2 separate regions of the Homo sapiens genome follow, and region 2 is linked to region 1. A link is a loop called in an ENCODE intact Hi-C map of the cell type or tissue named here. Cell type or tissue: spleen. All regions are shown on one strand. Region 1 has its middle 89 kb from the start of CD53. Region 2 has its middle 28 kb from the start of LRIF1.

The links. A loop is a pair of places that touch in the nucleus more often than their neighbours do. Peaks named below come from ENCODE experiments on the same cell type or tissue, not always from the same donor. Only the 100,000 strongest peaks of a DNase experiment are listed, where the experiment ranks them.
Region 2: a loop joins it to region 1, with 3 times the contacts of the local background. A loop is called at or near these places in 21 of 110 quality-filtered maps.

What each region holds. Positions count from the first base shown.
Region 1 is chr1:110,782,455-110,784,954 of GRCh38, reverse strand. No RefSeq gene overlaps it. Among named protein-coding and RNA genes, the nearest start is that of CD53, 89 kb to the left of the region's middle. In spleen, CTCF peaks have their summits at 1,221 and 1,421; a DNase peak (open chromatin) is centred at 1,494; H3K27ac peaks cover 527 bases.
Region 2 is chr1:110,991,168-110,993,667 of GRCh38, reverse strand. No RefSeq gene overlaps it. Among named protein-coding and RNA genes, the nearest start is that of LRIF1, 28 kb to the right of the region's middle. In spleen, a CTCF peak has its summit at 1,087 (motif pointing right); no DNase peak of the experiment used is centred here.

The DNA.
Region 1 (2,500 bases):
CACACTGGAGTGCAGTGGCATGATCACAACTCTCTGCAGCCGCAGCCTCCCAGGCATAAGCTATCCTCCCACCTTAGCCTCCTGAGTAGCTGGGACTATAGATGCATGTCACCTTGCCCAGCCAATTTTTTAAATTTTTTGTAGAGATGGGGTCTGTCTTCTGTCTCTTACTGCATCCATTATAATTAAGGTAGACGAAGTAGAAATAAAGTGGATTCCCACCTAAATAGTGGGAATTGAGAGAAACAGGAAGGCTTCTTATCAACTTGCTCCCTCATCAAGAACTGATACCAACATTTTAGCTTAGAAGTTTATCCATTAGTTTACATTAACCTACATGAATGCCCCTTGGTAAGGAGAATACAAAGATTACTCCCAGTTATCAAAGTTTCCAAATTTTATTTATTCATCTCTTCAGATTGACTCCCCAAACCCTGAAAACTCTTGCTCCAACCCACCTGTTCAGCTGTCCCCAACCAGTCTATCCCTTGTCCTGCATTGCTCACTGCCCCTTCACACTTCTGTGCATTTGTCCTTACCCTTCACTCTGCCTAGTGGTTTATTTTTATTTTTATTTTTTTGATGGAGTCTCACTCTGTCACACCAGGCTGGCATGATCTCAGCTCACTGCAACCTCCGCCTCCCAGGTTAAGCTATTCTCGTGTCTCAGCCTCCCAAGTAACTGGGACTACAGGCACAAGCCACCACACCTGGCTAATATTTTTGTATTTTTAGTAGAGACGGGGTTTCGCCATGTAGGCCAGCCTGGTCTCCACCTCCTGACCTCAGGTGATCTGCCCGCCTCAGCCTCCCAAAGTGCTGGGATTACAGGTGTGAGCCACTGTGCCTGGCTCTGCCTGGTATTTTTTTTCTGCTTTCTTCATCTAGAAAAACAACTCGTGATTCAAGAAGACAGCCTCTATTTAACCTCTATTAAATCTCCACAAAAATAATGCATACCCAGGAACCTGAGACCTCTACAAAACAAGGCAATGATGCTCAGCATCATGGTTACTGCCCAGTTAGGGCTGCTCCTTTCAAAACCATGGATGGATTCCACCATTTACTTTGTAGCCTGAATTTAACAATCAAAAAACCCCAAAACTCTCTGTCCCAGGCTCTGAATCTCTTATACAGCCAGTTTCCTTTCCTCTGTGTCACCTAGAAGAATATCTTAACCATTCGCAGAGAAAGCAGCAATGAATGGACATACCAAGGCAATAATAAAAATGGACTTGTAACCAACACAATTTTATTCCTGGAGAATCATCCTCACCGTGTGTCACAGCTGGATAACTTGTGCTTAGGAAGGGGTTCTTCCCTGGAAAAAGGAGGAAGATGCAAATCCTATGAGCAACTGGGATCCCATCTTTGTGTTGGTCACCAGTCTTTCACTCTCAGGTTTTTACCTGTGATGATCAAAAGGGAAAAGCTCCTGCACTTCCCCGTATACACCACATGAGGGCGACAGAGTCAAACCAGACCAAGCAGCAGCAGGAAAAGGGCAGTGATGAAGGTGAACCCTGCTTGAGGCTGGCAGTTCTGTAGTCTCATTCACATTGCTCTGTTCTTTCCTTATCTTCCAGGACTTGGGCAACGTGTCCTCCACACTGAGTCTGGGCTAGAAATACCTCTCTCTAGGTTGGGATTTTCCCATAAAATAATGAGGTATTGTCTGTTTGTTCCTATAAGGTTTTCTAGGAGAAAAGCAGAAAAGGCCTAACTTCCCTCTAAGATTGTCTGGAGTAATAGATCTAGATATGTGTATGCTCTCCAGTCTCCTTTCCGACTCTAACAAAGGCTCTGGCAGTATGGCACAGTGGTCAGGAGCCCAGGTCAGGAGCCGGATACCCTGGGTTCAAATTCCAGCTCTATCACCTACTGGCTGGGTGACCTTGGGAGAGTTACTTAACCCATCTATGCCTCAGTTTCTTCTGCGAAGTGGCTGTGATCGTAGTACTTACCTCATAAGGGAGCTCTGAGGTCTAAAGGCACTCAGCTCAATAGTTGGTAAGGACACAAAATTTGTCTGCATGATTATGACTTTCTCCCCCCCAAAAAGTAATTCAAATATCAGAATCCTATCAATGGTCCCCTGGTGGAGAACTGCTGGTCCAGGACAGGCATCCTGAGGATTTTTTTATTCCTCTTCTCTTATTCCTTCTCTTCCTTCTGACCCAGAAAAACGCCATAGCATGGAGGTTAAGAAACTGGACATTGAAGACAAACACACATTATCTGAAGTAAAATACTTGTTCCATTCTCGGTGTGACCTGGAAAAGCAATTTAATCTTTAGTGCCTCAATTTCCTTATCTGTGAAATGGGGAGATTATGATAACAATTATGCCTCATAGGTATATTGTGACTATTACATGAGATAGTGCATGGAAAGCTCTGATAATAGTGCTTGGCATATTGTAATTGCTCATTAAATGTTAGCTATTATTGCTATTCATCCTACATTCCACAAGCATTTACTATGCACCAACCAAGCACAAA
Region 2 (2,500 bases), 210 kb before region 1:
TCCTGAGATGCATAATTCACTTAAAGATCCTTTTGCTTTCAAGCTTAGATTTTATATATTTTGGAGCCAGAGGTACCCAAAGAGGGTAAAGGGCATCCAAAACACAAGGGCAGGCTTGATAAAGAGACCAATACTTTTGAGGAGGTTATGGAAACCTCAAATAAGGAACCCAAAACTTCTACCACCACTAAGAATTCCAGAGCCCTTTCCTTACTGACTGATTTCAAGGCTTAGAGTCTGGCTCACTCTTCCATGTGGTCATTGCTGCTAAGGATGTCTAGTGGAAAACTATTGAGGAGGCCTGCATGCTCCTCCATGAAATTGGTATGGTTTAATGGGTCTATTATTTCTTCAAATATTCAGAGAAGGAAGACTAAACACATTGCTAATTTTGAAAAAGCCCCTGTTGACATAGACTCCTGAGAGCTGTTCTTGCAGGTGCCCCCATCCAACTGCAGGGTCATGTTGCTTAACCTTGTTCACAGGTCCTATACCATCCTAAGGGCCATGAATGAAATTGGTCTGCTGGCACAATGTGAGGGTTCTGTCCATCCCGACTCACAATTCTGACCTAACAAAGCTTGCCTCCTAGTGCATGGGAACCCCTAGAGTGGACTATTCAGCCCTCCCTTTCTTTTCCAACTCTCAGATTACCCCATTACCTCTGGGTGATCCAGCTCATCCTGTTTATTGGCAATTTAGAGGCCCCTGTGTGCCTCATGAAGAATTACTAGCCAGGCCACACCCAAATTGCAACAACTAAAGAAGATTACGTTAAAAAGTCCTCATCACTTGCCCACAGATCTGGGATCTCTTGAGACCACGCCTCCAAATCCAACTAATTATGCCTCTGGCTAATTCTCAGACCCCTGAAACTGGTAATCACCATGGCCTCTCAAATAGGGATTCAGGCAATCCCTGTGCCTTGTCCCACCACCCGGTGACAATTTCCTCTGTATGACTCTGGTGGTTCATTGGAATTCTACAAGTAGATAACATTTTCTAGCTTTATTAGATACAGCAGCCCACGTTACTGTCATTCTGGGCAAACCATCCAAGTTTAAAGGAGCTACCTCTTTTATACTAGAGGGTATTGCCAGTAAAATCATTTCATGACAAACAGATGCCACTAGATGTCACTATTAGAAAAATCTTTATCAAACAGCTGTTCTTACATAGACGACACAAACAAATGAAAACACATCCCATGCTCATGGATGGATAAAATCAATATTGTGAAAATGACCATACTGCCAAAAGCAATTTACAAATTCAATGCAATCCCCATCAAAATACCACCATCATTCTTCACAGAGTTAGAAAAAACAATTCTAAAATTCATATGGAACCAAAAAGGAGCCTGCATAGCCAAAGCAAGACTAAGCAAAATGAAAACTCTGGGAACATCACACTACCTGATTTCAAACTATATTATAAGGCCATAGTTACCAAAACAGCATGGTACTGGTATAAAAATATGCACATAGACCAATGGAACAGAATAGAGAACCCAGAAATAAACCCGAATATTTACAACCAACTGATCTTCAACAAAGCCACATGTAGGAGAATGAAACTGGATCCTCGTCTCTCACCTTATACAAAAATCAACTCAAGATGGATTAAGGACTTAAACCTAAGACCTGAAACTATAAAAATTCTAGACAATAACACTGGAAAAACCCTTCTCGACATTGGCTTAGGCAAGGATTTCATGACCAAGAAGCCAAAGCAAATGCAATAAAAACAAAGATAAATAGCTAGGACCTAATTAAACTAAAGAGTGTTTGCACGGCAAAAGGAACAGTCAGCAGAGTAAATAGACAACCCACAGAGTGGGAGAAAAATCTTCACAATCTATACATCTGACCAAGGACTAATATCCAGAATCTACAACGAACTCAAACAAATCAGTAAGAAAGAAACAAACAATCCCATCAAAAAGTTGGCTAAGGACATGAATAGAGAGTTCTCAAAAGAAGATATACAAATGGCCAACAAACATTTGAAAAAATGCTCAACATCACTAATGATCAGGGAAATGCAAATCAAAACCACAGTGTGATACCACCTTATTCCTGCAAGAATGACCATAATCAAAATATCAAAAAAGCAGTAGATGTTGGTGTGGACGCAGTGATCAGGGAACACCTGTACCCTGCTGGTGGGAATGTAAACTGGTATAGCCACTATGGGAAACAATGTGGAGAATCTCACAAATCACCACTAAAAAACTTACTCATGTAACCAAATACCACCTGTACCCTGATAACATGGAAAACAACAACAACAACAACAAAAACAAGATTCAGTCATTTGCAACAAGATGGATGGAAATGGAGATCATAATTTTAAGTGAAATAAGCCAGGCACAGAAAGATAAACTTCACATGTTCTCACTTACTTGTGGGAGCTAAAAGTTAAAACAATTGAACTCATGGAAATAGAAGGAGGATAATTACCTTGGAAAAGTAGTGGGGGTTAGGTGAGGGAAGTGGGG